Regions from separate parts of the Mus musculus genome. Here all the other regions are linked to region 3. The links are chromatin loops, found by intact Hi-C in ENCODE. Cell type or tissue: heart. All regions are shown on one strand. Links, peaks and the distances in the headings refer to the core of each region. The heading gives the core; the rest is flanking DNA.

What was found. Hi-C counts contacts between places; a loop is a spot of excess contacts. Peaks named below come from ENCODE experiments on the same cell type or tissue, not always from the same donor. Only the 100,000 strongest peaks of a DNase experiment are listed, where the experiment ranks them.
Region 1: it touches region 3 in a loop (7-fold over the local background); 22 of 42 quality-filtered maps call a loop at or near these places.
Region 2: a loop joins it to region 3, with 2.4 times the contacts of the local background. A loop is called at or near these places in 7 of 42 quality-filtered maps.
Region 4: a loop joins it to region 3, with 9 times the contacts of the local background. A loop is called at or near these places in 30 of 42 quality-filtered maps.

What each region holds. Positions count from the first base shown.
Region 1 is chr19:57,453,538-57,461,679 of GRCm38, reverse strand. It overlaps Trub1 (TruB pseudouridine (psi) synthase family member 1), which reads right to left. Exons shown (of 8, transcript NM_028115.3): 2 at 3,492-3,590. Among named protein-coding and RNA genes, the nearest start is that of Trub1, 4.7 kb to the right of the region's middle. In heart, for the core only: a CTCF peak has its summit at 4,358 (motif pointing right); no DNase peak of the experiment used is centred there.
Region 2 is chr19:57,607,745-57,615,886 of GRCm38, reverse strand. It overlaps Atrnl1 (attractin like 1), which reads right to left and starts at 4,853. Exons shown (of 29, transcript NM_181415.4): 1 at 4,244-4,853. The coding sequence starts at 4,533. In heart, for the core only: CTCF peaks have their summits at 4,436 (motif pointing right) and 5,279; DNase peaks (open chromatin) are centred at 4,096, 5,056 and 5,966; H3K4me3 peaks cover 3,341 bases; H3K27ac peaks cover 2,676 bases.
Region 3 is chr19:57,400,634-57,408,775 of GRCm38, reverse strand. Gm41874 (a long non-coding RNA gene) reads right to left here and starts at 4,311. Exons shown (of 3, transcript XR_877961.2): 1 at 4,030-4,311; 2 at 1,918-2,013. In heart, for the core only: a CTCF peak has its summit at 4,426 (motif pointing left); DNase peaks (open chromatin) are centred at 4,445 and 4,785; H3K4me3 peaks cover 553 bases; H3K27ac peaks cover 417 bases.
Region 4 is chr19:57,640,164-57,648,305 of GRCm38, reverse strand. It overlaps Atrnl1 (attractin like 1), which reads right to left. Exons shown (of 29, transcript NM_181415.4): 5 at 5,678-5,886. Among named protein-coding and RNA genes, the nearest start is that of Atrnl1, 33 kb to the right of the region's middle. In heart, for the core only: a CTCF peak has its summit at 5,050 (motif pointing right); no DNase peak of the experiment used is centred there.

The sequences.
Region 1 (8,142 bases), core at 2,339-6,338, 53 kb before region 3:
CCAAGTGTGGAAGCTGTGTACGGCAGGCAGCACAGTGCCCTCGCCTGTGGGCGCCATGTGCAGACCCCTTATACCTAGAAACTAGTGTCCTGGTGGGACCTGACATAGGCTTTTCTTTTTTTTTAAGTTCTCCTATAGCTATTGTGACAAACTTTCCTTTAAAGACACCCCACCACCCCTGACAGACAGTTCTCAGGTCAGAAATCTAAAGCAGGCTACCATGAGCTACGGCCATGATTCACAGCAATTTTAAAAGAACTGTAGGGCCTGGCGTGGCTGTGTTCCTTCTGTAGCCCCAGGGGGAGAAGCTCAGCTAAACGCATCCCCAAGCTAAGCTAAGGGGATCTTGCCTTTTCCAGCTCTCAGGGACCCGCTGCCCACATTCTTGGCTTGTGGTCCCTTCCACCTCCCAAGCCGGCAATCACATCCCTGCAGCCAGCACTTCCACATGTCCTGGCTTTCTTGTGCCTCTTCCACGTCTAAGGATGCTCACTGGGCTCTCCTGGAAACTCCAGGTAATCTTATTAAATCATCTGCTCGGCAATTTTAACCCTGGCTGCCCCCTCATGACACAGCCTAGCATGCTCGGAGGAGTAGAGATGAAGATGATGTAACTCCAGGGAACTGCTCTTGCCTCCAGATATATTAGTTTATTTTGCAGGCTCTCCTGTGAGATATATATATATATATTATATATAAAATAGAATGAAGAATCTTATTTTATTCTTAAATTGTCATCTTAGACCAGAGGTTCTCAACCTGTAGGTTGTGGCCCTTTTGGGGTCAAAGGACTCTTTCACAGGGGTCACATATCAGATGGGCTGCATGTCAGACATTTACATGACAATCCACAACAGTAGAAAAATTACAGTTATGAAGTAGCAATGGAATAATCTTATGGTTGGGGTCAGCACACCGTGAGGCAGTATTAAAGGGTCACAGGGTTGGGAAGGCTGAGAACCGTGCCTCAGACCTTGAACCTGAACCACTATTACAGAGCACACAGCCTGTAAAATGGGCAGAGCACTGGCAGTAATATGGCGGATGAAACGCTGCCCCGTGTGACACGCAGCAGGAGCAGAGCCAGGACGGTGAAGAATCGAAGCAGGATAAAGAACACAGGACGTCACCGAGGGACAGAGGAATGACAGGGCAGCTGAGAAGCACAGAGCCACAGCACGGTGACTCAGTGAAAAAGAAACACCAACCACCATCCCGGCCTCCATCTGATGCTCCCTGGTAGGGGAAGCAGAGGACACAGAGGACAAGAGCACATGAACCAGAGGGCAGCGCACAGCGTCAGTGCCAGGACAGCACACCAGTCAGTCCCAGGACAGCACAACCCAGCATCAGTGCCAGGACAGCACAACCCAGCCTCAGTGCCAAGACAGCACAACTCAGTGTCAATGCCAGGACAGCACACCAGTCAGTCCCAGGACAGAACAACTCAGCAACAGTGCCAGGAGAACACACCAGTCAGTCCCAGGACAGCACACCAGTCAGTGCCAGGACAGCACACCAGCATCAGTGCCAGGCCAGCACACCAGTCAGTCCCAGGCCAGCACACCAGTCAGTCCCAGGCCAGCACACCAGTCAGTCCCAGGCCAGCACACCAGTCAGTCCCAGGCCAGCACACCAGTCAGTCCCAGGCCAGCACACCAGCATTAGTGCCAGGCCAGCACACCAGTCAGTCCCAGGCCAGCACACCAGTCAGTCCCAGGACAGCACACCAGCATTAGTGCCAGGCCAGCACACCAGTCAGTCCCAGGCCAGCACACCAGTCAGTCCCAGGACAGCACACCAGCATTAGTGCCAGGCCAGCACACCAGTCAGTCCCAGGCCAGCACACCAGTCAGTCCCAGGCCAGCACACCAGTCAGTCCCAGGCCAGCACACCAGCATTAGTGCCAGGCCAGCACACCAGTCAGTCCCAGGACAGCACACCAGTCAGTCCCAGGACAGCACACCAGTCAGTCCCAGGACAGCACACCAGCATTAGTGCCAGGCCAGCACACCAGTCAGTCCCAGGCCAGCACACCAGTCAGTCCCAGGACAGCACACCAGTCAGTCCCAGGCCAGCACACCAGTCAGTCCCAGGCCAGCACAACCCAGTGTCCATCCCAGGCCAGCACACCAGTCAGTCCCAGGCCAGCACAACCCAGTGTCCATCCCAGGCCAGCACACCAGTCAGTCCCAGGCCAGCACACCTGTCAGTGCCAGGCCAGCACACCAGTCAGTCCCAGGCCAGTACACCAGTCAGTGCCAGGCCAGCACACCAGTCAGTGCCAGGCCAGCACACCTGTCAGTCCTAGAAGAACGTGTATATACAATGTTTCTCTCCAGGAAATATATCAAAAACATAGTTTCCAAGCTTGATCTGGGGTTGGGAAGTGTCCCCTGGCACCCTCTGCCTGTATGGGAGCCCTGAACTCCAGAGTCCTACAGGAAGACAGTAGTGCACACAGTCCAGACACAGCAAACCAGGATGGTGATCCAGGGAAGAGTGGAGTACTTCCTATAATCCAAGTTCACAGATGCTAGGCATGCCCAAGCCTTTCAAAACGCAACAGTTTCACTCCTGGTGGGCTAACTGTTCTGCTCAGAATCAAACCTTTGCTCAAAGCTCCCTGCACACATAGGAGAGGCAATGGTGCCATGTGCTCTGTGATGCTGTGTGCTGTTGCTCTGTAGTGCTATGTGCTCTGTTCTGTGGTGCTGTGTGTGTGGTGCTCTGTGCTGCTGTATGCTGTAGTGCTGTGCTGTGGTGTTGTGGTGCTCTGTGGCCCTATGTTACTCTGTGGTGCTGTGTTGCTCTGTGGTGCTGTGGTGCTATGGTGTTGTGTTGCTCTGTGGTGCTGTGTGCTCTGGTGCTATGTGCTGTGGCATTATGGTGCTTTGTGGTGCTGTGTGCTCTGTGGTACTGTGTGCTGCCATGTTGGATGGTCTGTGGTACTGTGTGGTCTGAGGTACTGTGTGCTGCCATGTTGGATGGTCTGTGGTACTGTGTGGTCTGAGGTACTGTGTGCTGCCATGTTGGATGGTCTGTGGTGCTGTGTGCTCTATGGTACTGTGTGCTGCCATGTTGGATGGTCTGTGGTACTGTGTGGTCTAAGGTACTGTGTGCTGCCATGTTGGATGGTCTGTGGTACTGTGTGCTCTGTGGTACTGTGTGCTGCCATGTTGGATGGTCTGTGGTACTGTGGTCTGAGGTACTGTGTGCTGCCATGTTGGATGGTCTGTGGTGCTGTGTGCTCTGTGGTACTGTGTGCTGCCATGTTGGATGGTCTGTGGTACTGTGTGGTCTGAGGTACTGTGTGCTGTGGTGCTGTGCTCTGTGGTGCTTGTGCCCTGCACCATTCAAGGGCTTCGGGGAAGAAGGACTTGTAACCACGGTATAACTAGAACACTGCAATGTACAGTGAGGCACCAGGACTCAGCTAGCATTTCTGGTATTGAAGGAGAGAGTCATTAAACTTCCCTCACGTCTCTTACCCAGAACACCTTGCGCTGCACTGTCCAGCGTCCCTCCGTGTCCGACTTTCAATGTCTGCTTTTGCCTCTTGTTCCATTCTGGAGAAGGCATTCCAGCTTCTACAGGAGTAATCAGAATTTTTAAAAAAAGGTAATTACAAGTCAGGAGGAGCATGGGAGACAAGATAACCTATTCAAAAAACAAACAAAACATACAGGTATAAGGCTATGACCACATAACTAGCAAAAACAGGTTTTAGAATGTACAGTGGGCTCAGTGTGGTGGTGTACGCTTTTAAACAATGAGTTTGAGGCCAGGGTGGTTTACATACTGAGTCCCCATAGCCAAGGATATATGCTGAGACCCTGTCCCAAAACACAACAAAACTGTATAGCCACGCCTAGGAAGATAGCTCAGTTGGTAAACTGCTTGCCACTCAAGCATGAGGTTCTGAGGTCAATCCCCAGGACCCATGTTAAAGAAAAAGCTGGGGGTGGTGACATGCATTTATAATCCCTGATCTGAGACAGGGGCTTGGTGACATCTACTTAGTGAGTTCCAGGCCAGTGAAACACCTTGTCTCAAAAATTAATGTGGACAGAGGAATGACTCCTGAGGTTGACCTCTGGCCTCCACACATGTGTGAACACACACACACACATGAAGAGAGAAAGATTTCCTAAATTACAAAAGAACAGTATTTCAAAATTAGTGAAATAGAAACTGAACTCATTTTAAGAGAAACAATTAGGTATGTATGTATGTATGTATGTATGTATGTATCCATCTATATGTGTGTGGATCTATCTATATCTAGATGTGTATAGACAATCTCGTTACATGTATATCTGTAAACCATGTACATGCAGTGTCTAAGGAGGCCAGAAGAGGGCAGCAGAGTCCTGGGAACTAGAGTTCTAGATGGACATGAGACACCAAGTGGATGCTGCGAATTGAACCTGGGACCTCTGGAATATCAGCCCAATGTCCTTATCTGTGGAGCCATCTTTCCAGCCCCAAGAAAAACAAAAGTCTAAGTCAATATTTAAGCTAACTGGGTGACTTCTAGTGATATATCAATAGTTAGAAAGTAACAAAAAAGTTAGCTTTGGCATATGCAGCTAGTTTTAAGAGACCTCAGCTACAGTCTCTAAATGTCTGTGATTTCTTCTGTCCCTCCCTGGCGTCTACTAACTGGGAGCACATCTCATACAGGGCTATTTCTATCTACACCTAGTCCTCAGCTAGTTTTACTACTTGTCCACATGATCAAAACTTTCAATTCATTAAAGACGCTAATCTCAACAAGAGCTTAAGTGTCAGCTCAGAGCTGTTAGTTACCACTTGACTTCTGAAGCATTTAATAAAGAAAGAGAGGATTCCAACACTGCTTACATCACATCTCCATCATTACAGACGAGCTATACGACACCTGTCACAGCAATCCCCTGACCCTCAGCCTGTTAAACCTACTTTAAAACTATTGACACCAGGAGACAGAAAACAGCACACAATGAAAAGAGGGCAGGGCAGAGACAGAAGCCAGCTTAAACTCTCAGACGGGGCTGGAGAGATGGCTCAGAGGTTAATAAGTAGCACTGACTGCTCTTCCGGGGAGCCTGAGTTCAATTCCCAGCAACCACATGGGGGCTCACAACCATCTGCACTGCCTCCTTCTGGTGTGTCTGAAGACAGCAACAGTGTACTCACATAGATAAAATAAATAAATAAATCTTTACAACAGAACATTCAGATGGCTGTGCTGGGCCGCTCAACCTCACAGCCTGACTACCATGCCAGTGGTTCAGAGCCTTAAGATCGGGTGTACACTTGGACTCTAACATCACCAAACTTGGAGGAACGAGATCCCAGCACCGTGGGCCTGGACTTCAAACACTTCACCTTCCACTTGCAATGTATCATGGATCTCTGTCAGTGAACTTACAAAAGTACACTGGGGAACTCCGAGTTTTTAACTTGATATGCCTTAGTATAAAGGTCTCATAAATTCAGTCATCTTGTCTCTAACTCATTCACACTGTTGAAATTGTGTTCACTCTTGAATCGAATACTCAGATGGCTGTTTATGGATGACCATTTAAGGTCCTTTCTACCTATAAAAACCTAGCATGCTTCAGGCCTTGAAAGGTTCAAAGTCACGGAGAAGAGATTCTACAACGGGGGAAATCAATGTAAGGACGGGCAAGGAATGTTTTTGAAGAGGCTATGCCTCCTGGCTGAGCGAATCAGTGGTTGTCAAACCTGGATAGAACAGAATGCTATCTTTTAGAATCTTGCAGGGCGATTCTGACAGGTGCTTAGCCTGGGACTGGGAAAGCTCAATTAGCTAGTATGAATACGGAATCAACCAAACACAGGCACTGGGGAAGCCTGAGTTCGCTACTAGGGAATACGGAATTACCCAATCGCAGGCACTGGGGAAACTCTCTTAGCTAATATGAATACGGAATCGACCAATCACAGGCACTGGGGAAGCCTGAGTTCGCTAATAGGGAATACGGAATTACCCAATCGCAGGCACTGGGGAAACTCGCTTAGCTAATATGAATACGGAATCGACCAATCACAGGCATTGGGGAAGCTCGCTTAGCTAATATGAATACAGAATCGACCAATCACAGGCACTGGGGAAGCCTGAGTTCGCTAATAGGGAATACGGAATTACCCAGTCACAGGCACTGGGGAAACTCGCTTAGCTAATATGAATACGGAATTGACCAATCACAGACACTTCCCCAGTGGGAAGCTCGCTTAGCTAATATGAATACAGAATCGACCAATCACAGGCACTGGGGAAGTCTGAGTTCGCTAATAGGGAATACGGAATCACCCAATCACAGGCACTGGGCTAGGAAGCTCGCTTAGCTAATATGAATACGGAATCACAGGCACTGTTAGGAGAGGAAGACTTCAGCATATCAGTGGGTGCTCTGCAGAAACCAGCCTAGTGACAGCCTTGAAGCAATCAGTCCCAACAAAGTGCAACCAAGAAACTTCAGCGTTTTGATGCTATGAAAAGCTTCTTTAAGAACCGTAATCTTTGGTACAAAAAGCCAGTTTACTAACAAATCAGGACAAACGAAAGCAACATATCTGTGAAAGAAAAAAACAACAAACAAACAAATACCCCATCACAATGATTCCTTTTGATGCAAGTCCTCAGTTCAATGTCCCCTAAAATCCGATGCGCTAGTGTCATTAACGCTGTAATAAAATACCCTCAAAAGGTAACTCACGAGAGTCTATTTTAGCTCAGAATTCCAGCTTACTCTCTACCACATCCACAGTCAGGATGAGATGAGAACGAAGGCTCACACACTTGTGTCCAGCTCCAGTTCTCACACAGTTCAAATGCCCTGTCTAGGGGAGGGTGCCACCCACAGCAGGCCGCGTCTTCCTCTCTCAATGAGCTTAATTAAAACAATCCCTCACAGACATGGCCACAAGCCAACCCAATATAGATGTTCCCTATCCCTTACTGAAACTGGGAATTCTAGATGATATTGGGGTGGCAATCAAAGTTAGCCACCACACTTAACGATGAGCACAAATGAGCAAGTATAACACCATTGTTTAGCATCCGGAAGAATGTGTGTATCTGTTCAATAAACATTTAAATTAGCAAAGTTTTTATCAGAATAGTTTGGCTCCTGGCTAAAAGAGAAAATTTAAATCAGAATGGAGGTGCCCATCTGTAAGTCTCACATTCAGGAGCTCAGGCAGGAGGATCACTGAGTTGAGCTCAAGGCAAACCTATCTCAAAACAAACAAACAAAACTAGATTAAGTCTTCCAGGTGACACTGAGCACTGTGAGAGGTTTCTCTGTACCTGTAACAAGACAAGCTAAGCTGAAGCTCTGGAGAATCTGGAACTGCAGAGATCACAAGACTGTAAGCCGACTTAAGGGAAGAGGCGGCCACTGTTCATCCTATGTCCCTATAGGATTCCACAGATGCAGCTTAACATGAGAATCCAGTAAAAGAAAGGCTCCGTGGGGACTGTTCACAGGGTAAAGTGCTCGCCAAGCAATAGTGAGGACCAGAGCTTGGATCTCCAGCACCCCTATAAACACGAGGGTGACACTGAATGCTACCCTGATTCCTAGCCAGTTGTCCCTAAAACAAGCTGAGTAGGCAGACTTGCCTAATTGGCAGGATCTAGGTTCAAGTGAGGTACTCTGGCTCAATACACAAGATGGAAAGCCATGTCTGAAGATGGCCAACATCACCTCTCACCTACAAACACACACTCACACTGCATACACATTCACACGCAAAACAAAACTAAAGGGTTTTGGCTTTTTAATGCTCCTGTTATAAATGATCAAGAGGAAGAATGGTTAGAAAAATGGCCATCTTCTATTTTAATGTTCCTCAAAAAATACTACATTAAAAAAAGAAGAAGAAAGAAAGCACAATCTGAAGCAATAGAGCACAATTTCCAAAATAATCCCAGATCTTCAGACTTTCAGGGTCTGCAAGTGTGGGGATCAGGAACCTGCATTTGTATAGAAGACGAATCACCGTGCCCACTAAAAGGTGAAAGTGGTGTCCTTTCTAAATCCTAGCTAACTCAGCCTATGTGCTTTTCAAATAAACTTTTAAGTTTGCAACTTAGGGGTAGAGAGCCTGCATTTCCTCTGGTGGTAC
Region 2 (8,142 bases), core at 2,741-6,740, 210 kb before region 3:
TTCATGGTCATTATTACTGTGATCATTTCACAGATATATACATAAGACAAAGCTCCCCAAATTCTAAACTTTAAATAAATAAATTGCACATTACAAATTATAGCTCAGGGGCAACAAAAACAGATCAGAGGTTACAAACACATACTGCTCTTGCAAAGGAACTGAGTTCAGTTCTCAGTATCCTGAATGTTAGCTAGCTCACAACTGCCTGTAATTCTGATTCCCAGGATTCCAAGGCCCTCTTCTACACTGCTCGTCTCACACATGTGTGTGCACACACACACTACACACCCACACACCCACACACATAAACTACACACATACCACATACACATGCACACACATAAACATATGCACATACACACACATATACACTACACACAAAGCACATATACATACACACATGCACACAGATACCCAGACATACATGCACACTCACTCTCTCTCTCTCTATATATATATATATATATATATACATACATACACACCACATATTTCAAAAAATAAATTTTAAACTGCAACTCAACATAGCACTTGAAGAGCATTTGGACCACAGAAAAAGTTAATAAGATGAAATTGTAGTTTCTTGTGTGTCAATTTAAAGAAAAAATAATTAGCACTTTGTTTAAAAGCACTAAGTAGGAAAGGCTGTGCTACAGCAGTATGTAAGAAGGTATGACTGACTGGGGAGTCCGAAAAGCCTCCTTTACAAACTGGTAGGCAGGCTAAAATTAGATGGCAACATTAATTACTCGAGCAAAGAGTAAAGAAGTAAGGACTGTGTCAAGTACCCTGAGGCCAAAGGAATTCACAAGAAGCTGAGAGAACAAGCAGAGGAGTAATCTGATTGCTTAAGAAGCCAAATATTGGAAAGAAAAGAAAGATACCTACTTCACAATCTAGACTGAACTGTCCACTTAACTTATTTTAAATCCCTACTATGGGGTTGCATATTTTAATAATATAAATGATAATACAGATCATCTATTATAATTTTACTTAGAAGATGAAGACATGTGGACAGAGAACATTCCATTTTTCACATTACTCGAAGGTTTCCTGTCATTAACAATAAAGATTTGATATAAATTTATCACTTAAAGAGGAGCTTACAGCTGGCCTGGTGGCAGAGGCAGGAGGATCTCTCTGTATTCAAAGCCAGCCTGGTGTACATAGTGCGTTCCACAACCAGTTGTGTGTAGAGACCTTTTCTCAAAGAAAAAAAAAGTGGCTTAGAAAAAAATAATTAAAATTCTAATCCTGCCTCTTTTGTTGATAGAAAACATTCCACTATTTCACAGTATATACTCACTATTATAGCAGTTACTAAAAATATAATTCCATCATAAATTTGTGCTATTTAGAATCCAAATTTGACTAACCTGAAGGTCTAAAAATTTATGTGGAGAATAAAGTTAATGATTCTTAAAGTACCCCATACACGAATGCTTATAATTCTATATTTACAAATAAGTCACATACTGTAACATATTTCCCAACCTCAGACTTAAGAGATTGGTAATGAGTATCAAAAAAAAAAGTCTAAATTTCAATACAAAACCAATTCTTATCAATAAAACTTTCAACTGCTCTACAAAAATAATTTAACCAGCTTCTAACAAAAATATCATTTGTCGTCTATACTATTATTCGTAGATTACATCAGAATGTTTTCCAGCCTAACGTTATGCAATGCAACTGAAATATAATTTCAATTAGGGCCTACCATAGTCTTGATTCTATTTCAAACTGGCCAGGTGCTTTCTGAGTCTCACTCCTAAAACCTTTAGTCTGTCATTAGTGAAAACGGGTGGTCATTTTGTTTTGCTTTTGTCAGAAATGTCTTACAATTTTGAAGGGTTTATTCTTTTCAAATGGAAACAAACAAAAGACTACAATGAAAGCCAGGAGCTCTGGCACATCCCTTCTACTACTGTTTGCTCCTGCATTTCTACGTCAATCTTCAGATGCAAAAAGGCCTTTGAAGAATGCTCATTCCCTAGCTACGACATCCATAATAGAAGAAGACTAAGGTAACATACCCATTAATTTTGACACCTGCTTACTAAGATTAATCAATCACTTTTCACTACTATGTGTAAGGCTGCTCTTATGTTCAGCCTAGCAAAGACTTGAGCTATAATTGTCAAGTTCGGTTCTTTTGCCATGAAAACACGTCTTCAAATAAACTGTTCATAGCTCATTAGGTACTTTACCAAGAATAGTTTTGTACTTCTAAATGTCCAAAGCCTTTAACATCAAATACACTTTCTTTGCCCCTAAACGTATGCCTGAGAAAACAGAGACTTATACTATGTGTATTTACCCTAATAACTTGTATTTCATAGAAACATTAAGCAACACTTGAATCAGAATAGCAGCTTCCCAAGCATGACTATTCAATAAGTTCAGGACTTAACCTCATTTAAGTATGTCTACTCTCCTCCTGTTAACAATGTATCTAGTTCATGAACATCTTTCAGTGTTACTTGGTTACTTTTAACTTGATCTGGGTGCTTTCTCTTACTTACTGGGACAGCATCTAAGAGAAGTCACAGAGTGCTGATCTAGCTATCTGGCTGTTAACAAGCATCCCTACTCCAAAACACAGGACTGGACGGAAGGTCTCAGGCGGTGGTGCTTCATAGCCTCTTCAGATAAATGGAGCTAACTCACCGCCACAACGTTACAAACAATCCTACTCTGTAGAAAACCTGGACAAGTGAGTGTAGCTTTTTCCTTGTCCATTGCTCTCTCCCACAAGATATCCTCTTAACAAGTAAAAGGGCTGGCTGGCTAACACTATCACCGACAGGGGAACTAATGCTACTCAAGAGGCATCATAAAATCAGATCTTGCTTTCTCATTGTAAACTTTTTTAAACTTTTCAGTGGCACCTCTCTTTTTAAATTACTTTAAAGGTATCTGTAAAAGTTATGTATTCACTCCTAAAACTTTGAACTCTGGAAATACTTACTGCTCCAAACCAATTTTATGAAATTTCACCTAAGATTTCCCACCAAAACCAAAAACTAAAGAATAAAATCTACTTAAAATTTCAAAGTGTCATTTAAGACAAACATTTTTTTACACTTAATATGGGGTATTGCTCTAGCGAGCAACAGTAAAAATGTGGGAAAGAAAGTAAAGAAAACTATGCTGTGATTAAAACGCCAAGGAAACCACCCTGAAATAGATTAATAATGTCAGCCATATTCTTACCTTTGGCTCAAAGCCAGAGATACTTTACCTAGATTCTGCTTTCATCTCCACAACAAATACTAGCCATCTACATAGTATTATTTCACAACCACAATCAGCCGTAAACTTCATGTTAAATATCTAGGACAAGCTTTCTCGGTGACCGCTTTCCTGCAGTTTCTCAGAGAAACCCACTTCTCCGCCTTCCCAACGGCCACCCCACTTCTTTTTATAGAGGCAGAAATCTAATAAGCATCAGCCAATAGGGAGAAGTGTCTCTTCCCCAGAGATGCAGGCTCCTTAGCACCTTGCTTTTCAGCAAAACCAAACTGCTGTCCCCCATACACCTGTCAAAAGTCACACAAAGCCATGACTGTCCTGATAAACCCAACACCTCTAAATGCATATTCTGGAGTGAAGCTGGCTGGACTGGAATCACGACTCAGCATTTTCTGCATAACCTTGATCGAGTTAACTTAAATTGCTGCCTGGATTTCTCTCTGTAGGTTCTGGATAGAAGGCGTAAAATTCCAGTAAGTTATAGACTTATGGGGAAATGGGTGAGAGGACCAACCTAGAAACTTATAACAAGGTACAGATCGTAGTTTGCCCATTGTAAACCCTATTTACCACACTCGACGATTACTAAACCGAGGCGTGCTCTCTGACTAGAGGAACAGCACAGGGAAGGAGCTGGGCCACAACTTTAAACCCTGACGCCTCTGACTTCTCACAATGTTCATGGATTTTTCATGAGTTATTTCCTCCGTTTCTGATGGAAACAGATACTGTCCTAATTGGCGGAGTTTGGCACGAATTGGAGTGAGAACATTCTTTCTGCGCAGAGGATGACAAGCCGCTGAGGACATGCGGAAAGCACCGAGTCAGCCCGGGCTGGGCGCCTGCTGGAGCTCCCCGGGGCACCCGGAGGCTGGAGGGGCGCAGCGTAGGGCCCCCTCCCGGGGACCCCGAGGCCAGAGCGGGGCGGGGAGCTACGCTGGCGGGGCAGGGCTGAGGCTTGGGGTCCCACGGTAGCACTTACTTGAACCTGCCCTGGCAGTGCTGGCACTGGTCCCCAACCCAGCCCGGGTCGCACAGGCAGGTGGAGTTGACACAGCGACCGGAGAAGCAGGAGCCAGTCCTCTCGCAGGGCTTGGACTGGGACACCTGAGCATAGAGCGCCAGGTAGAGGAAGCCATAGCACAGCAGCCAGCTGTTCCCGTCCAGCAGCAGCCAGGAGGAGGCGCCCCCACCGCCCGCCGGCCGAGCCCTCCACAGCACCGGGGAGGCCGGCTGCGGGGCACCCGAGCGGGCCCGGACCCCCGGCTCCATCTTCCTCGGCGTCCCGGCTCGGCGGGGCTGCGCTCGCGGGAGCGCACGGGGATGCCGCTGAGCGGGGATCCCGGCCGCAGAGGACCTCGCCGCCGCCGCTGCTGTTCCTCGGCTCCTCAACGGCGCCGACCCCCGTCCCGCTGACCGGTCCGGAGCGGCGGATCCCAGGCGCGGCGGCCTCCGGTCGGCTGCCTCCAGTCACACTCGGGCATCGCCGCCCGCTCCCCTGACCTTGTCCTCGGCGAGCCGAACCCTGCAGCCACGGTAGCTCCGGGAGCGGAGCGAAGAGCCGGCGGCGCCCCGCGCTCCGGAGGGGACCCGAGGGGGAGGGGACCGGGCGGGAAGGGGGAGGGGACCCGCACGGCCCCGCCTCGCCCGCGCCCCGCGCCGAATGCCGAGGCTCGCCCGGGAGGGCGGGGCCGCGCGGGAGCCCCCGAGATGGGCGCGTCCAACAGGAGCACGCGGGGAGGGGAGGGCGGCTGTCGGTACCCGGCGGTACTCCTGCTAGCCTGAGATACCGCAGCAGCCTGCTTCCCTCCGTCCTCCAGACACAGTTGCTGTGGCCGCGGTCGCAGCCCAAACTGCGGAGAGACGTCCCCGCAGCCTTGTGCGTACGCACTCTCGTGGCCACTCCCCCCCCCTCGGTCCGGGCGCGGTGGTCTCGCCCGGCCCCTGACGGGGACCTGGGACTCCCCCGCGCGCCCACCCGGCCGGCGGGCACCGCTGGGAGTGCGTCCCCAGGTGTGGCCCGCGCCGCGGAGCCCACGGAGGAGAAACCCACTCCGACCTCGGGGCCTCGGCAGGAAGGCAACCTTGTACTCCGCGGGCTGCAAAAGTGAGGCGCCCGCCCCAGCGCTCCCCGAGTCTCCTGCACGTTTCTTCTTCTTCTTCTTTTTTTTTTTTTTCTTAAAAACTCCCAACTACACACAAAGAGCTGAGCATGTGCAGCCAGCAAAGTCTTAAAGGCACCGCGGTCTGACCACGTTATGGGGTGCAGGGACAGGGCGGAGTGGGGTGAGGGGCTGCATGGGGCGCGAAGCTGCTCCCGTGGGGCGACCTCAGCCGCGGCGGCTCTTTATCGCCCAATCGGGGCTCCTCATGCCCAACAAAGAACTGCTCCGAGAGCCACCCCTCCCGACGCTGCCTCGGAACCTCACCAAATCTTCTTTTCTCTTGTCTATGTTTCCTCCTTCGTCTGGGACACTATTCTCTCTTGAAAAATGTTGCGACATCGGGGCTTTTTTTTTTCCTTCAGAAAAGCAGAAGTGATTTCCAGAAAGGGCCCTTTCCCGTTTTCAGCGGCATCTATTTCTTCCTTGAGATGACTTTCCAAGATTTAATTGCATAAGCTGAGATATGTCTTCTACTTTTCTCTATACGGGCCTGTTAGCTGAACCCTTGAGAGGAAGCTGTGCACAAATTGCAGGCAAGCACCCTCGAGAGTTGTTGGAGCTCCACCAAGGAGCAGGCGGTACGAACAAGATTGTGAAACTCACCAGACATTTCTGACAGCTGGAGCAGAAAAGTTTTGGTTGTAACCACAGTCATAATATTATTGTTAAGATTCACTCCGAGTTTATTTTGGGAATAATGTACCCACGTCATCTCTTTTAATCTCCATCATCCCAATTCACAGAGAAAATCCTCTATTAACCCCATTTCGCAGATGAGGGAATAGCATGAGAAAGGCTGAGGTGCGTGTTGGTAGCAGAAACGGATCAAGTCCTCTAACTTGTGTGCGTTTTCAATGTTTATCAGCCCACTTCTGTTTGCAGCTGCTTTGTTCTCCTTTGGTGAATAAAACATAAGTGCTGGCTGGCTTGGTTTGCAAATACCTCAGCAATGACTTAAGAGGAAAACAAAAGTCCTGGAAAAAAAAAAAAAAAAAAAAGGCTCCTTCCCAAAAGAAGAAAGGCAGCTGATTCTCACTTGTACAAAAAAAAAAAAAAAAAAATCCATTTCCGGGACACAATAGTGTGAGCCATGTCCTGTAGAGCCTGAAATTTGGCCTGCCCCATACTTTCCCACCTTTTCCACATTCTGGTGTTCTTCAGAAAGAGGGGGGCAGAGTTAAGAGGATCTTGTTAGAGGCCACTCCTTTTCACTGCAGTGACAAAAAGAAAAAGGAAAAGGAAATCCAAACCCTTTAGGATCCTCTGTTGGTGGACAATCTCCTTGGCTTTTCCTTTCTTCTTCTCTTCCTACCAGCTGAAGTTTAAAGTCAGCTACATCTTTCTCACGTCTAAGGTAGTGTCACTTTCAGACGTGTGGAAAGTGGTCAATTCTTAATCCCTCTCGTGAATAAAGGTAATTCAAAGGGTACACGGGAGTCTGTCTCTCTAACAAGAGAGTTCACAGCTCAGCCACACGCCGACTGGGGCGTGTATTTGAGTGAAGGGTTTGCCCATTAAAAACACACATCTGTTGCCATCTGACCACTGTAATCATTCACCGTACACTGAACGTGCAGCCCCAAAGGCCTCCTCTCAATAGTACCCTTCGAATACACTTGAATACATTAAATTCATATGAAAGGATTCACATAAGGATCACACCAAATCTCTGCTTCGCCTATATCCTCTTTCTCCTTCGAACTGTTTCTGTTGACGTTTTATGAGCAACTATGATGAAGTACAGGTACAGAAAGCAAAACTGAATAGAGGTAACGTCTACCTTTGTATTGGGCTCACAAATTAGTAAGCTCCCAATAGACATGCGTGTCACATAATCTGCAGATATAAACAGAGAAAACTTAAATGACAGCGACAAAACCTGTGCAGCATCTTGGCTGATGTTTCAGTATCTTCTATGATCAAAAAATGTTTAAACTCCCAGGTTGTCACATCCTAGCAGGCTAAACAACACCGAAGGAATTCATAGGACTGGTGACAGCAGCCATCACTCTGGCAAAGGGTTAAAAACCCCCGAAGAGAGAAAAGGGCAAAAGCCAGTTTCACCAAAGTAAAGTTAAATTGTATAGAACTAGTGATTACAACTTATCCAAGAAGAAACATACGTGCATTTGTTCTCTCAATAATTAACTAATATCAGGGACCCTTGGATATTTGGGGCATTATGTTCACTTCTATTTAAAGTACTTTTAAAATTTTTAATATGGTAGACAAAAACCTAAGAGTTCTCTTTGCCAATGTTTGCAAAGGACATTCAAAATGATAGTTTTTAAAGAACAGGGGGAAATAAGTCCACTGATACAGAATTTTGTCACTCTAGAAGCAAAGGCTTCTATTCAGACGACAGAAGGCAGAATTGCCTGACTGAAAGGTGGGCTCTGCTCTGGCTCTTGTTCACCATTGACTCACACGAGACCTCTGAAAGCAGCCGGAAATAAAGAAAGTAGCAGGCAACACAGTCTCAGAGCAGGAAACACCATGGTAGGACCAAGCCAGCCAGGCAGCATCTTTAAGACCTAAGAGAGCTTAGATGGACTCTGACAGATTGGGGAATAAAGAAAAAGTCAGATTTAAATATTCACTAAGAAATATGAGTGAGGTGAGAGGTGTGTGCTAATCTGAAACATCGCACCCTCCCAACCAAAAGCTAACATTCTGCCTCCCCCTGGGCCCGTTCTTTGCTTCCATCCCCCTCTCT
Region 3 (8,142 bases), core at 2,095-6,094:
GTTTCATGCTTTGTTTTGTTTTTGAACTAGGAACTCGTCTTGCCCCAAACTTGCTATGTACTCAGAGATGACCTTGAACTCCTTGCCCTCTGGTCTCTACTTCCCAATGCTGGGGTCACAGGCATGTGCCACAGCTGCTAAAATCCCTTCCCAAGGGGAGACATAACAACTACCCCTCCTCCTAAGGTCCCTTTGATGAGCTGAGGGGCAGTCCCACCAGTTCACACTGAGGACCCATTAGTTTACTGGGGAGTCCTTATTTCTGCATGTTCTCGTAGGTGAGGGGTTCCTTACAGAGGTGAGGGTACTCCTTCTGACCAGGATGAAACTGAAGTCTTCACCTATCAAGGATAAGGGCCGTTCTGTAGATGGAGCCCCTCTTCATCCCCCATCATTCTCCATCTATATATGCTAGCTGCTCCCAGACCCCTCACCGCAGGCCATGTGTAATTAGAACAAAATTATATACACCTGGTTGAGAGAGGGGCTGGATACTCAAGTGAGGGTTTTGTAATTCCTCCCCCTCCTCCATTCAAGGAGTGTCATAAAGTCAACAAACCCAGATGTGATCATCTTTGTCAAACAGCTGGACTCTTGTAGATGGCAGCAGCTTGGCTTGGAGGATAGCCCAGTACATGCAATAGTAACCATGCCTGGCTGTCTTGAAACACATCAGTGTGTGTTGGGAACTAAAAAGGGGGGCCCAGGGAAGAGGGGGAAAGGGAAGCCCCACACCCTGCCAGAGTTTCACCTATTCTCTGGTCAGTCAGGCATGGGAGGGCTGCTATCTACCCTCCACTCATCCCCAGGTGGGCATCTAAGCCTCTGACCCACTCTTCGGGGGATGGCAAAGGGGTAGCCCTATCTGAGGGCACCGGAGCTACTTTGCTAAAGCCACCGGGGTTATGGGAGAGAGGGATGAGGGAAGAAGTTCCCAACACCCACAGGTGAGAGTGAGTGCCGCGGATCTTGATGAGCAGAGACTCTCTATGTTTTTATAGCTTTATTGTAGAGACGCAGGGAGAAAGAGAGAAGGTAGAAGAGAGGGGGCGAAGGCTAGAGAGAAAGAGAGTAAGAGGGAGAGAGGAGAGGAGAAGATGAAGAGAGAGGAGAGAGGGGGTGAGAGTGAGGGGTAAGAGGTAAGAGAGTGAGAAGTAAGAGGTAGGAGATCAAGGTGGGGGCCTAACAGCCCCTTTTTATGAGCTTTACTGTTGCTAAGTAACTGGGGAGGAGTTTAGCCTAAAGGTCAGAAGCTTAGGCCATTGCTTTTAGCCATGCTTCTCTTGTAGGGGCTGGGGGGGGGGGCGGTAACTTAGGCAGGAGCTGGAGTTCCAGGAGCATGAGGGAACGCCTACCGTGTCATGAAGGTGAATTATCACCCTTCAGAGTTCAGACCTCAGCTGGACTGGAGACCAGCCTGTCTGTGCATAGCCCAATTCCCCACAAGTGTGTGTGTGTTCATGTATGTGGTGTGTGTCTGTGTGTGCATGCAACTGTGTATGTGATTGAGTGTATCTGAGAGGATGTATTTGCATGTGCATGTGTGTCCGTGTGTACATGTGTGTGTCTGTAACTGTGTATGACTATGTGTGTGTCTGTGTGTGTTCATGTATGTGTGTGTTCATGTATGTGCGTTGTGCATTTGACTCAGAATTCATACAGATCTCACTTGTGGTTCAGTCAGGCTGCAGCACAGCTGCATTTGTGAGAATGAAGTCCCATCTCTAATGTGTCTTTGGGTTTTTATATAAGTCTCCAGGGGTGGAAAGTAAAGAAAGCAAAGAAGATTGTTGTTGTTTTTAAGAATTCTGACTTCTGAAGCATTTTAGTCATCTAATCGAGTAACTCACTAGCCAGCCGCGGCAGGTGCCCAGCACTGTGTAATTGAGCCTGGGCTGAGTTTAAATTCTGACTCACCTGATTAACAGCTGTTTCTTTGTCTCCTTCTGCCTTGGGTTTGTTGTCTGTAAACTCGGAATGTGGGTGCCTTGTTCATGGAATGCTCCTGGGGGGCTAAGAAAAATTAGTGTGTAGAGTCTGGCCCATAATAGCTGCTTAGTAAAAAGGCAGCAAATGTTACTGTGGTTTGATTTCTCATATCCCACATTCTATGTGTCTTCACGGGCATCAGGGTTAGGGTTAGGGTTAGGGTCTTTTCAGTATAGAGTGGCAACCTCACAGCTCGCAAGGCAATTCTTAGATGCAAACACTGAAAAAGGGAGAGGCAGGCTAGAGAGGACGCCAGGAAGCCACACACAGACTCCTTTCCTTTAACAAAATTATTATTGTGGGACAGGCTGCTGAGGGAGGTGGGGACACATGCCACAGCACACATGTGGAGGTCAGAGGTCAACTTGGGTTGATTCTCTCCTTCCATCTTTATGTGAATTCTGGGGAACAAACTCAAGCAGACAGACTTAATCATGCAGCAAGTGCCTGTACTGCCTCAGCCATCTTCCTGGCCCCCAGTTCATTTTTCTAGATCCAGTCATCCTTACACCCACATCCACCCACCGGACTTTAGAAATAGGCTTCCTGCAACTGGTGTGAGTGCTGTCATTCCTGTTATCTGTTGTCCCCAGGCACTTAGGTGTGGACTTGGCGAAGAGAGAAGACAGTCAACCAAAGCCTTGACAATGAGGTGTGCAGGTGCATGTGTGTGTGTGTGTGTGTGTGTGTGTGTGTGTATGTGTATATATGTATGTGTGCATGTGTCTATTTGTGTGTGTTTGCATGTGCATGTGTGCATGTGTGTGCATGTGTATGTGTATATGCACATGTGTGTATGTGTGCGTGTGTGCATGTGTGTGTATGTGTATATATGTATGTGTGCATGTGTCTATTTGCATATGTGTGCATGTGTGTGCATGTGTATGTGTATAGCACATGTGTGTATGTATGTGTGTTCATACGTGTGTGCATGCGTATATATGTATGCATGCATGTATCTGTTTGCATGTGTTTGTGTATGCATGTGTTCATGTGTGTGTTTGTGTGCATTGTTTGCTTTCCTGTGAATTTGAAGGTGGGTCCATGTGCTTCTAGCCTGTCCATGAAATTCTATACCTCTTAGAAAAAAAAAAAAAACCTGTGTCCCCTAACCACAGTAGACAGTTGCTTTACTAGGAGCAGCAAATAAAATCTAAGGCAGACAGTGCAGGCACGGAACTTGTATTCCAACACTTGAGAGGCAGGAAGGTGGCAAGTTATAGACCAGCTTGAGCTACTGAAGGCATTCCATGCCACCCTGAGCTGCATGGTGAGATCCTGTGTCACAAAAAAATACAAAAAATAAAAAAATAAATTCAAGGTCTACAAAAGGCACAGACCAGTGGGTGCTTGGCCACAATGCTCTGTAGAGTTTTCCAATTTAAGAAGCTCACATTATATTAAGCTGTAAAAGGATAGGACAAAATTATATAGAACTCACAGATTTACTTTAATTCATAAAATGTGGGAGAAAAACAAGTATCAATAGCAATAAAAGAATTGTAGCTGTGTTTATTTGATTTTTAATATTTTTGTGATCATTCAGACAAAGTTTGGATCAGGGCACAATACACAAAGTCCCCCTTCCTTTTAAACTGGCCCCAGTTTTCTCCAAGTCCTATTTTGATATGATATATTAATTCATACGCACATGTTTCTAGTTTAGCTGACAACTAGTTGATGCCCTTATACGGTATTATTATCTTAAATGGATCTCCATGGGAGCAATGACTTCAAGACAGTTTTCAACCCCAGGCTCTTCCAGAACTAGGCAAAACAGTTTATTCTAAAACAAAACATCAGCAGTGACTTACCAAGTCACGGGAGAAACATGATAGAACAATCTAAAACTTGCTCCCATGATTCCCATCCGCATCTGACCCCCCCCCCCCCCCCAGTAACGAGGTTCTTAGGGTCTCTGTTAGAATGACCAAGGAGTTTTAAAAATATGCGATTGGAGAGCGGGAAAGGCAGGAGGCGGCTCCCTCACCATGCTTGTTAGAGCACTTCTCAGTTCCGAGTACCCAGGCTCAAAACTACCTGCAACTCCAGTTCCCAGGCATCTGATGATGAGTCCTCATGTGACAGATGGAGAGATCCACCCCAGCAAGTGCTCCTCTGACGGCCAGGCTTGCACAGTGGCACGTGAGCATCCCACTTATTAAGCAGTTAGTATAAAACACAACTGCTCTTGAGCCAGAGATTGCTGCGGGTTTGGAGCTTTTGAGGTGAACCGGGGCTGAGAAGCGAGGGTCTAGTACAGCTGATTGGATGCAAAATTTCACAGCTGAATGTCGGAAGGCGACTCACAGCTGCCATTTGCCCAGGAACTGAAAAAAAAAAAAAAAAAAAAAAAGGAGATGACCCAGTGCCTGACCCCCTGGCAGTGGCCTTCCGGGATGCGAGAGACCCTTTGGCGCCATCGCCCCCTCGCGGCAGCACTTGGTAACTGTCTGGCAACCGAGGTTGACCTGAGTCCATGGTTGTTTTCAGGCATCAAGATTGTCCGGAGCCGGGCTGGTGAGATGGCTCAGTGGGTAAGAGCACCCGACTGCTCTTCCGAAGGTCCGGAGTTCAAATCCCAGCAACCACATGGTGACTCACAACCATCCATAATGAGATCTGACAACCTCTTCTGGAGTGTCCGAAGACAGCTACAGTGTACTTTACATATAATAAATAAATAAATCTTAAAAAAAAAAAAAAAAAAGATTGTCCGGAGCCTCCAGGAAATAGTCTCTGTAAGCTGCTGGGTCAGCATGGTTCCCTGATGTAGGTGTCCGTTTACCCCTGCCTGCCATGTTGGCAACGGACTTGGAACCATAAACCTGGGGCAAAGTTTACAGACCCGTTCTTGCCAGCAGTAAACAGGGTCGCTTATCGCTGACTGGGACTGCTGAGCAAAGGTAGACACTTACTCCAGAAACTTTAAAGACAATGCAGGACAGGGGTTGAGGGTGTGGGAAGAAGGCAAGCGTACAGCGAGGCTGATCAACTCGTAGTCCTTGCCCTTCTGTGAGAGTGGAAGTTCAAGACTATTGGGGTATCATGTGGGGAGGGACAGCTGAGAGGGTAACCAGGGTAGACTGGGACAGACGGCTATGCTGAGACCTGGCCTCCTGGATCTAGTGTGTGGGGTGAGATGGTCTCCATAAAGAACCCATCATCTGGAAGCTCGCCCAGCAAGCTGCTGGCAGAGCCCATTCCAGCCATTATGATTCAGAAGTCCTGGGAAGCCGGGAACTTTTGGAGACGCAGAATCCAGAGCCACCACTGCGGCACTAAGTCGGTACAACAACCCTCTGAGGTGGATGGCACCATTTCCGGTTTACAGCTCAGAGCGGGCTGTAGGTCGGTGCCTGAAGCCTCACAGCTGGCCAGCGGTGGGAACTGGGCTGACTTGCTAGGACGGGAGACTGGTCTAGGAGCAAATCCCAGGAACAAGTCAAATCCTTCATTTTCAAGATGAGTGCCAAATGTCAAAGCAGGGCCTGAGATAGGAGGGAGGCCCGGTGCTGAGCCCGCATTGCTCCCTGGGAGCAGGGTTGGATATGGAGAGGAAACAGAGGGTAAAGAGACAGGAAGACGGGCCTGACCACCAGGCAGCAGCCCAGGCTGTGGGTGCTACACACACGCACACACACGCATGCACGCACTCACGCACAGGCATGCACGAAGAGCAGGGAATGGCTTACAATGGGAGTTCCAGGCCTGTTCCCCCGTCCACTTCAAGCTTTCCTCCTTCAGTGCCTTTCTTTTCTCTCGACCTTTCTACCTTGAAAGCTTCTCTTGGATTCTTGCTTCTTGCTGTCACTCTTCATTAGAGGGACTTGCTCATCCTTCACACAGCTAAGGCATATGCTCATAGCCTGTCCCCTGTTCTTGGGGGTGTTAAGAAGCTATCCTTAAACTCACGCCAAAATCAGGGGCTGGGCTATAGCTCAGTCGGTAAAGTCCTTGCCTAGCATGCATGAAGCCCTGAGTTCGATCCCCCAGCACTGCATAGAGTGAGTGTGGTGGTGAGGACCTGTAACCCCAGAGCTTGGGAGATACTAGTCTCCAGTTCTCCTCGGCCCAGGAAGCATTCCTGAAATTGTGCATTGTACATGCAGAACAAAGATTGTCCTGGGCTGTGTGGAGCTGCCTGCAGTTCCCTGTGGCAACCCCACTTATCTGGCTCTCATGTTTAATGCAAGCGAGCTTCTGAGGCAGCAAAAGCTTTCAGGACGCAGCTGAGGACACACACGTGCTGCCCTTTGCAGAGCAAATGTGAGCATACAGAGCAGACGTGGGCCTTACAGTAATTATGTTCTCATCTACACAGATGTAAGCAAACTGTTTCTGTCAGAAGGCAAGAAAAATCTATATGCAGGGCCTCGGGCCTAGAAAGACCTGAATCATCTCTACTGTTTTTGTCTCTTGGTGATTTTAAAATGAAGGGATGCCAACATAAGTTAGAAAAGTGCAGTTCATCACAAATGTTTACTATCAGCAAATTAAGATTTTAATACATAAAAAGACAGTGAAGTAGCGGTGCCTGGGCTTCAAGGTCATTACAGGATTTTTAAACTGTCAACATTCATCATGAACATCAGTATTGATACAGAAATAATGCTGCTTTTAATAACTTTTTGTGTGTATATGTACGTGTGTGGTGTGTGTATGTGTCTGTGGTGTATGTGTATGTATGTGTGCATATGTATGTGTGTGTGTGTGTTTGTGGTGTGTATGCATGTGTATGTATAGATTTGTCCATGTGTGTATGTGTCTATGTAGTGTACTATGTCATGTATATGTATTTGTGTATGTGTTGTGTGTATGTGTGTGTGGTATATGTGTGTTTTGTGTATGTCCATGTGTGTGTATGTACATGTCTGTGTCTGGCGTATGGCATGTGTGTGTGGTATATATGAATGTATGTGTAGATGTGTGTATGTTTCTGTATCTATGGTGTGTGTGGTGTGTATGTCCGTGTGTGTATGTACATGTCTGTGTCTGGGGTATGGCATGTGTGTGTGGTATGTATGTATGCGTGTGTAGATGTGTATGTGTCTGTGTAGTGTGGTATGGTGTGGTGTATGTGTGTGTGCATGTGTGTGTGTTCATGTGTGGGGCGAGTGCAGGTGCCTGTGGAGGTGTGTTCCTCTTTTGCTGTCAGCTTATTTTTTCAGACAGGGTCTATGACTTGACGGTGGCGCTGATTTCCATACACCAGGGATCTTCCTGCCTCCACCTCCCCAGTGCTGGGATTGCAGACATGTGACATTATGACTGGCCTTTATATGGATGCTGAGGATCCATACTCAAGCCATGGTACACTTCACGGCACACATTACCAACTGTGTCATCTCTTCAGCCCAATGAATAACGTCTTTCAGAACCATCAGTATCCAACTCCTTTGGAAACAGAGCTAAACATCTGAAATGGAAGCCGTGTGGCTACTGAGGATGGATGCTGGTGAGGTTGTACAGTTTCTCATATACATACTGAGAATGAAAAGAGACACCAGTGTCCACCATGCCTGCTCCTTGCTTATCCAGCTATACTAAATGTATTAGTAATTATGTGAGGGTCGGTTTCTTGTTTTTGAGACAAGGTCTCCAATCTGCCCTTGAACTCCTGATCTTCCTGCCTCTGCTTCTCAAGTGCTGGGGTTACAGATATGTGCCATTATGTCCACATTATATTGGTAACTGTAACTACCAGGCAGTGTGTGATAGTTACTATTCTCTACTTGAGGATGTAGAACTACTGAAGGGCGAAGCTTCTGGGCATATTGATGAAAGATTCTGTTTAGATTAGGTTGAAGGGGGAATACTTATTCTAACTGTGGGTGGTGCCAGTCTATGCACTGGGCCCTGGATTACATAAGAAGGAGAAAATCAGCTGAACACAATTATTCACAGAGTACCCTGGCTGTGGATACAATATGACCACACTGGATACAATATGACCACACAGGATACAATATGACCACACTGGATACAACATGACCACACTGGATACAATATGGCCACACTGGATACAATATGGCCACACTGGATACAATATGACCACACTGGATACAATGTGGCCACACAGGATACAATGTGACCACACTGGATACAATGTGACCACACTGGATACAATATGACCACACTGGATACAATATG
Region 4 (8,142 bases), core at 2,722-6,721, 240 kb before region 3:
GCAGAATTGGAATTAAGCCGCTGGTGACTACACTGGTTTCTAAATGTCAAGATGAATGGGGAGGTGCCGCTCCTTTCAGTTAAATCAAAAGTGCACGCTGGCTGCCCTCTTCTGTCAACCGCCATTTACAGGAGATGGAAGTGCTCCCCCCAGAGAACAAATGGTGAGGTGACTGCCCTTACTGCTAACAGCCAGGTTTGGGGCTTTCAGTGGGAGAGCAAACCACTCAAACATCACTTTAAACAAAACCCAACCCAGCGGCTGAGTGCGGACCTCAGTAAACCTTCACTCTGTTCAATTCTCTGAAAGCTGAGAAAGGTAAGGAGAGGAGACGACTGTGGGGCTGGCAGAGGCTGGTTTACAAAGAGTGTGTGGGAGGGGGCGTGTGGGGGCCGGAGCAGAGATAGCTCCACAGAGTGACCCGCCAGGGCTCATTTGGATGGCAACAAGCAGTCCAGCGCTGATGATGGCACTGGCCGAGCTGGAAACGTCGCCACTCTGATGCAGTAAGAGAATCAGAGATTATGGAAGGTCAAAATACCAGCATTCAAAGGAATCTAAGGGAGGTATCAATCCCGTGAGTGCTTTTAAGTGACTCTGCCACAGTAAAAGTGACTGTTGATCGGGTGGGCACAGCAAAGGGACCAGAAGCAAAGCACGGAGAGAGAACTGAAACAAGAGCTACTCCTTGTGATGACAAAAACTGGGTTGCGAGTACAGAGTCTGCTGCTGACGACGATGTGGACACTTGAGGATAAGACTTAGAATATTGCTTGGTTAGGGAAGAGGCTTGAGAGGGTAGACACCGGTGTTGAAAAGTTCTTCTCGGGTAAGATGCAGTGGATCACACCAACCCTATTGATCTGCAATCTGACCTCCCACGGCAATTGCAGCCATTACCAGTAACCACTGGTAGCCATAAAACTGAGGCAAGACCCTCCCCCAGCAAAGGAGGCTCAGTAACATCACAAGTGACTGTTACCACTTTGGAGCAGTAAAATGTTTTTAATTATGATTGTACATTTTTATAATAGTTTCATTGTACATTTAAAATTATAATTGTACACGTATACAGTATTGTATAAACATATAATCACACTGTGCTCTGGGAACCTAGGAAAAATACACATGATTCACTATATTGCAACATTTATTTCATTATAACCATCCAGAATTAAACTTATAATAACTCAAAGATTATGTGCCTTCATTTAATATGTTAGATATATTGTTTTGCTCAAACTAAATAATTGGTCACAATGTTTAAAGTGAAACTAATTCCTACAGTGCCTTTCTTATATCATTTAACATTCCTATATTAATTTGCTATATCCACCATTTTTCTTTCTTCCACTTATCATTTAACATGTATACTGAAATCTCAAATTCTCCAAAGAATAGGGGAAGGGGGAGGTGGGGGGGGAAGCAAGATGAGAAAACATCTTTAAAGAGTGCTATCTTCCAATTCCACTGAAAAGCATTTGTTACAGCAGAAAAATAGTCTGCATGTGTACTAGGCTCACAGAAGCAATCACTAAAGCCCTACTATCTGTTTCAATGTATTTTAAATGCTCTCAAACTATACAATGGTTAACTTTGCAAGCAATAAGTCACATGACTGGTAGTCATCACTCTACAACCTTTCTAAGAATATGGTTCACACAATTTAGGTAAATTATGTCATTATAAAGGGGTGTCTGTTTGTCTGTCTAAGCAGAAATCGGTGATCTCCAACGTCCCAATTTTGAGGGGCAATGAGGCTAAAATAAAGTTGTATGTGGAATCTCAATATAGAAACTATTCCAAAGTGATAGCATCTTGGTTGGAGCAGAAAAGGGTCATTGCCCCTTGAGCCCCTGTGGCACTCATTCTGAAAATCATTGTTATTATCGAGATACATGAGATACATGTACATAGAAAAGAATAACTTTAACATCCTAAAGACCTATTTCTGATCATTACAGCCACCAAGGCTATATACACAGACATTTAAAATAATAAAGTAGAACGGAAAGCATCCTGGTTAACATTTATTCTAGGCACAAAAAAAAAAAAAACCAAACTACCAATTTTATTAGTCTGGTCTCGTGTTCACAGAATACCTAAACAGTATGTCTAATCTTCAAGTATTATTCACAAATGCAAATTTTATAGGTTAATAAAATGCATTAAGCTTGGTTACAAAAAGAGATGATTAAATCAAGAGCTATTATCAAGTATCTACTTACTAAAAAAGGAAATGTCACTATAGCGTTAGTCCTTAGGAAACTATTTCAGAGCAGGGAGACGGCTCAGTTGTTAAATGGCTGCTGAGCCAGCATGAGGCTCCACGTTAGGATCACCAGCATCCACCCCAAAGCTGACAGTGATGGCACACATCCACAGTAACCCAGCACTGAGGGAAAGGGACAAGTGGATCCTTGGGAGTTCCAAGTCTAGCCTACTTATGAGCTCCAGTTCAGGAAGAGAGCTCCCCTCGCCCACCGCAACGAATAAAGTACATAGCAATCTCAGAAGACACCCAGGGTCAGCCTCTTGCCCTCCACACATAGACATGCACATACCATATGCGCACATGCATACACCACATACAAACAGAATCGTACGAATGAATACATTTTAATACTTTATAGAGTTGTCATCCTAGGACCCAGACAAATGTCAATGTATCTTTCTAAAGAAGATGAAATTAATAACTAGACAGGTTAGTTGACTTACCGAAAATAAGCCTGTGAGCTGGGATGATTTCTTAATAAATTGAAGTGACTATAAGAATCATCCACTCTAAGAATCAGCACATTACAGGCTGAATGCTTGTTTGGGTTTACCAAAATTGCTAGATATAAGCCCTAAACCCTAATGTGATGGATGAGAAAGTGTGCGAGATGCACACGCATGTGTTCTTGCCATAGCTCTGACAGAGGAAAACACAGCAAGAAGGCAACCAAGATAACCCTCCCCAGAACCTGGTTTTTCTCATTTCTAATCTAAGACCTCCAACCTCCAGAAGCACTAATGGGCGGTGGGTGTTTTGGTTACTAGAGCTGTCGGCATCGGCCAGAGAAATATCAGAGTGAGCTAGTTTGTATATGTACACATGGCACTCCTTTGCACATCCCACTGACCATGGTATCCACACTGGCTGTAAGGTTAGACTAGAAATACAGTATGTAGCTGCCAGATCTAAAACTCAGTGAGCTCTGTTTGCAAAAAGGAATTCATCAATGCTGGAAAGACACTGGTCTCTTCCAAACAGCACCACAACTTCCCTTCTGCTCAATCAAGTTTTAAATACTTATGTTGCTCTAACAAAAGCCCAAGGATTCAGAAAGTCACATAAAGGAAAAAACTGAAAGCCACTTGGATTGAGGCAGTTGCTATAGCATATTGCCACATCTTGGAGGCCCCTGAGAAACTGATTATTCTTTACACGTGAACATAAAGTAAATTTTTTATGTTTTGATTTTTATTTAGTTTTAAAATATCTTCTTTATCCAATTATTACAGATAAACTTAAGAGATAAACGTTTTCCAAAACACCTTTTTCCTAATGTGATTTAATATTTGAAAAATTCTATACATTCAAGGGTCTATGATAGATCACCAAAAGTTTGAGGCCAGCCTGAGCTACATTGTGAATCCTGTTCCAAAAGATACATAAAATTAAAAGAAATGATATTACATTAAAAATACCTGAAGGAACCGAGAGGTCCTAATGAATCAACAGAGAAACTGCAGTACATCCACACAATGAACATTGCTCATTCTACAAATAAATGGGCTGCAAGTCACTGGAGCACAGGAGAGAAACTTTAACACAGAATGCCAAGTAAAAGAAGGTACCCCTTAACCCTACATGCTACATAGTTTCTGCTACAGTCACCCATCACAGAACAATGTTGCCATCAACAACAGACCACATATGTACAACATGGTATCAATGATTGTATCACTTAAGGAGAGCACACCCATCTTCACTTGTGCACTACTAAACCGCATAAACTTCTCAGAATACACCAAGAGTGCCATAGAGACTCCATATCACATTCAGAAGAGCCAAAACTACGGAGACAGAAGAAGGTCACTGGCTGCTGACAGCTGAGGGAAGGACCTATGACGAGGCGGAGTACAGGGTGTGAGAAACGCTTCTGCGCTATACTGTAAGGTGGGTGGATGCCATGGTACCTTTAACCAATACAACTCTAATATAAACCATGACTTTAGGTAGCAGTGATCTATTGATGTAGGTTCGCCAGTTTTAACAGGCACACCATTCATTCTGGCAAATGTTGTTAGGGAGAGCTATGCTAATGTGGGGGAAGGCTTTCTGTATCTTTTGCTCAGCTCTGTTATGCTGAGTCACAGAACTAGATGAGTCTCGTGTGGAAAGCACTGTATATAAGCCATATTTGACTTCTCTAGCTGAACTTTAAATGCCATTTATCTACAACTATCACTATGGAAAATGAAAAGATTTTAGTTTAAAATTTTAAGTTGGAAAAAGCCTCAAAGCACTTTCTGAGGACACAAAATTGGCAAGTGATTAACTAACTTAAAATACACAGCCCCACTACTAATAAACACTTGAGAATTTACACTTGTCATAACCATAAATAATATATTATCAATAATAAAAGCCCTTTTGCAGGAAATCACTGCTATAGTGTGCCTGTGTGGTTCTTAGGTCAGCGAGAACTGCTCCAACTGCTGTCGTGTGTTTAATACGCCTCTGGATTATGTAATGTGTGCATCAAAGTTCCCTCTGTCAAAAAGTACTATATTAGCACAAAGATGCTTCTCTGCAAACGGAACCAGCAAATTAGACCTGAAGAGATGATTCCAGATAACTATACGTATCCTTTAGTTTGTCTCCACAATGAGAAATATATGACTTAATATGCTTAAGAAACCCAAAACTCTTCAATGTGTTTTAAAGCTAATCTTTAATGACAGACAGAAGATTTTAGAATTCTTTTCAAGGAATCTGACTTTTACAGCAAGCAGCTAAACTTTTATTTATTGAAATAGTCTCTGTCCTTTTTTTAAAATAGCCACAAGGGGTCAGTCTTTCCTAAGAAAAACATTTTAAGCACTCCTATAACTGTAAAACTGAATTTACTTTTTGCAGTACAGTATGTTACCAATTATGAGGTAAATTTGAAGACACCACAGAGTAAGTCTGGTGACGTCATCCAGGCTCTGAGGAGTCAACAAAAAGAGTACAGAGGATTATAACGATCACATGCCTCCAATTTTAAGTTTAACCTGTAACTTCACTTAATCTCTAAAACAGCATGTAGACAGGTCTTTCCCAACTTTATTTATGAAAATGCAGATGCTAAGAACTTAACTGTTAACCTAAACATACCATCCCCAGCCCCCGCAAAAAAGCCAAAAAACAAAAACACCTGAGTATTGGGTGTGCAAACTAAATCAATGCGTGTAGCATTGCACCCACCATCTCCACGTGGCCACTAGCCACCCTCAGCCGCCCACATGCCAACCCCACGCCATCCCCGGCCAACCCCGCACCATCCCCAGCCATCCCCGCATCATCCCCGGCCAACCCCACGCCATTCCCGGCCAACCCCGCATCATCCCCGGCCAAACCCGTACCATCCCGGCCATCCCCGCGCCAACCCCGCACCAACCCCATGCCATCCCAGCGCCGCCTTACCTTGCCAACTATCGTTGCAGACACAGAGTTTCTCTCCTGTTAGGTCACAGTAGCCATGATCTGGACTCCCACAATTGGCTTTACAGTAAGGAATGTCACATGCTTCCCCTTTCCAGTATTTGTCGCATTCACAATACACTTGACTTGCAACAGAGACACTGGTTGTACACTTTCCATGACCAGAGCAGTTGTTAGGACAGGAATTGATCCTGCAAAACATAATTCGCGGGCTCAGATACCATTCGTATATTGCCTGCCTCGGCCTCCCAGGTCCCAGCTGTCATTCCATCTCCTCCACGCCTCTCAGCTCACTGTTACTTATGCTGCGCGTCTTAGTTCATTCACAAGATGTCTTCTGCTAACAAAACTCTGATTTCAAGGGCTCCCCTCAACGTCTGAAGCACCTGCACAATTCCAAGTGTGATGTTTTGGTTTCTTTTTGTTTGTTTGTTTTGTTTTTTTGTTTTTTGGGTTTTTTTTGTTTGTTTTTTTTTTGTTTTTTGTTTTTTTTTTTTGTTTTTCGGTTTTTCGAGACAGGGTTTCTCTGTATAGCCCTGGCTGTCCTGGAACTCACTGTGTAGACCAAGCTGGCCTCAAACTCAGAAATCCACCTGCCTCTGCCTCCCGAGTGCTGGGATTAAAGGTGTGCCCCACCACGCCCGGCTCCAAGCGTGATGTTTATAGAGACGTAAATAAATATTCTGAATAGATATGTTAAGGAGAGATATTTTGAACTCCTAAAACTTAAGAGAACCAAGAACTTACTTAGTTCTAGCACCTTAAGACACAGGCCACCACTTACACAGTCACAGAAGACATGTTTTAATGCCCGTGACTGCCTCTATTCTGCTATACATATACTTCCAATGTGTACACATCTGGATACATTATATGTAGTATGACGAGATCCCATAATAAACCACTGATTCAGAAGTATTTCAAATACTTTATTCCTGAAGAAAAATTTTCCCATTAGCAATTTCTATCTTCTTAAAGAAAAGAAAAAAATGACAAATGACTCCTGTGGCTATGTCTCTAGAAGCATCTGAGAGCACCTCTCATTACTTTACCCCTGGACTTCTAGATATAAAAGGGTTTTAATGAAATCAAATGTGGTAAGGGACTAGAGAGATGGTTCAGTGGTTAAGAGCAATGGCTATTCTTCTAGGGTACACAGGTTCAATATCCAGCACCCACATAGAGGCTTACAACTGTCTGTAACTCCAGTTCTGGGGGTGCAATATCTTCTTTTGGCCTCTACAAACACTAGGCATGCATGTGATACATAGACACACACATACACAACACCCATGCATGTGATACATAGACACACACACACACACAACACCCATGCATGTGATACACAGATTCACACACACACACCCCACCCCATCCATGTGCATTAAGAAAATTAATTTAAAATATTTTAAGTAGAAATAAATGTTGAACAAAATCAAAGGGAATACAAACTCCTGAATAAACTCAGAAGCTACAAATAGCTGAATAAAATATGAAGCCGATGTAAGACTTCAGCAAAAAGATAAAAATATTGGAAAAATGAATTAGAAATTGTGGAATGGAAAACTCAAGGAGTTAATTTAAAAATGTAGGCGAATAGGAAAACCTTGCCGATAGATCAGGTAAAGTACCACAGCAGCAGGGCTTAAAGATGAGGTGGCAGACATAAAACACTCAGAACCGTGAAGCACCTACGAACACAGCGTGCAAGGCCTGTAGGACAGACACCACTTTAAAACAAAACTTCTAAATCACGGTCATAGAAAAGTATAAACTAAAAGCATAGGAAATACATTTATTAAAACCATAGCAGAAAAATTCCCAAACATAGGAGGAAAATGGCTATCAGATATAGGAGGCATGCAGCACACCAGTCAAGACCAGAGAAGAAGCCCTCGTCTCAAACACAGGCAAAGTACTACGTGTACAGGACAAGTACTACGCATTCAGGAGAAGTACTAAGTGTACAGGAAAAGTACTAAGTGTACAGGAAAAGTAGCATACAGGTAGCATACTAAGTATACCAAACAAAGGATACTGAAAGCAGTCTAAGGAAAGCATCAAGTCACACATACAGACACTAATCCGAATCACATGGACTTCTCACAAGACCTGCACCGTAACACAATCTTTTAGAGACAGGAACTTAGCAGAACTGTCTGACCTAACTGAAGAAGTCAGAAAGTCTTCATGATAAAGAAAAGCTAAAAGACCCCATGAACACTGAACCTGCACAAAGGAAGATCCGTAGAGAAACCAGCCACCTGCTGACATATAGAACTTATAACATCTGACAATGGAGACTTCAACCTGGAATTGGTCAGAAGAAGAAAAAAGTAATTCCCATATTGACTAACGGAATAATTTGTTGAGACCATATCATTATATCAAGAAGCAAGTCCAGTCTCACAAGACAAACACTGTTGGATGTAAAGGCACAGACTGAT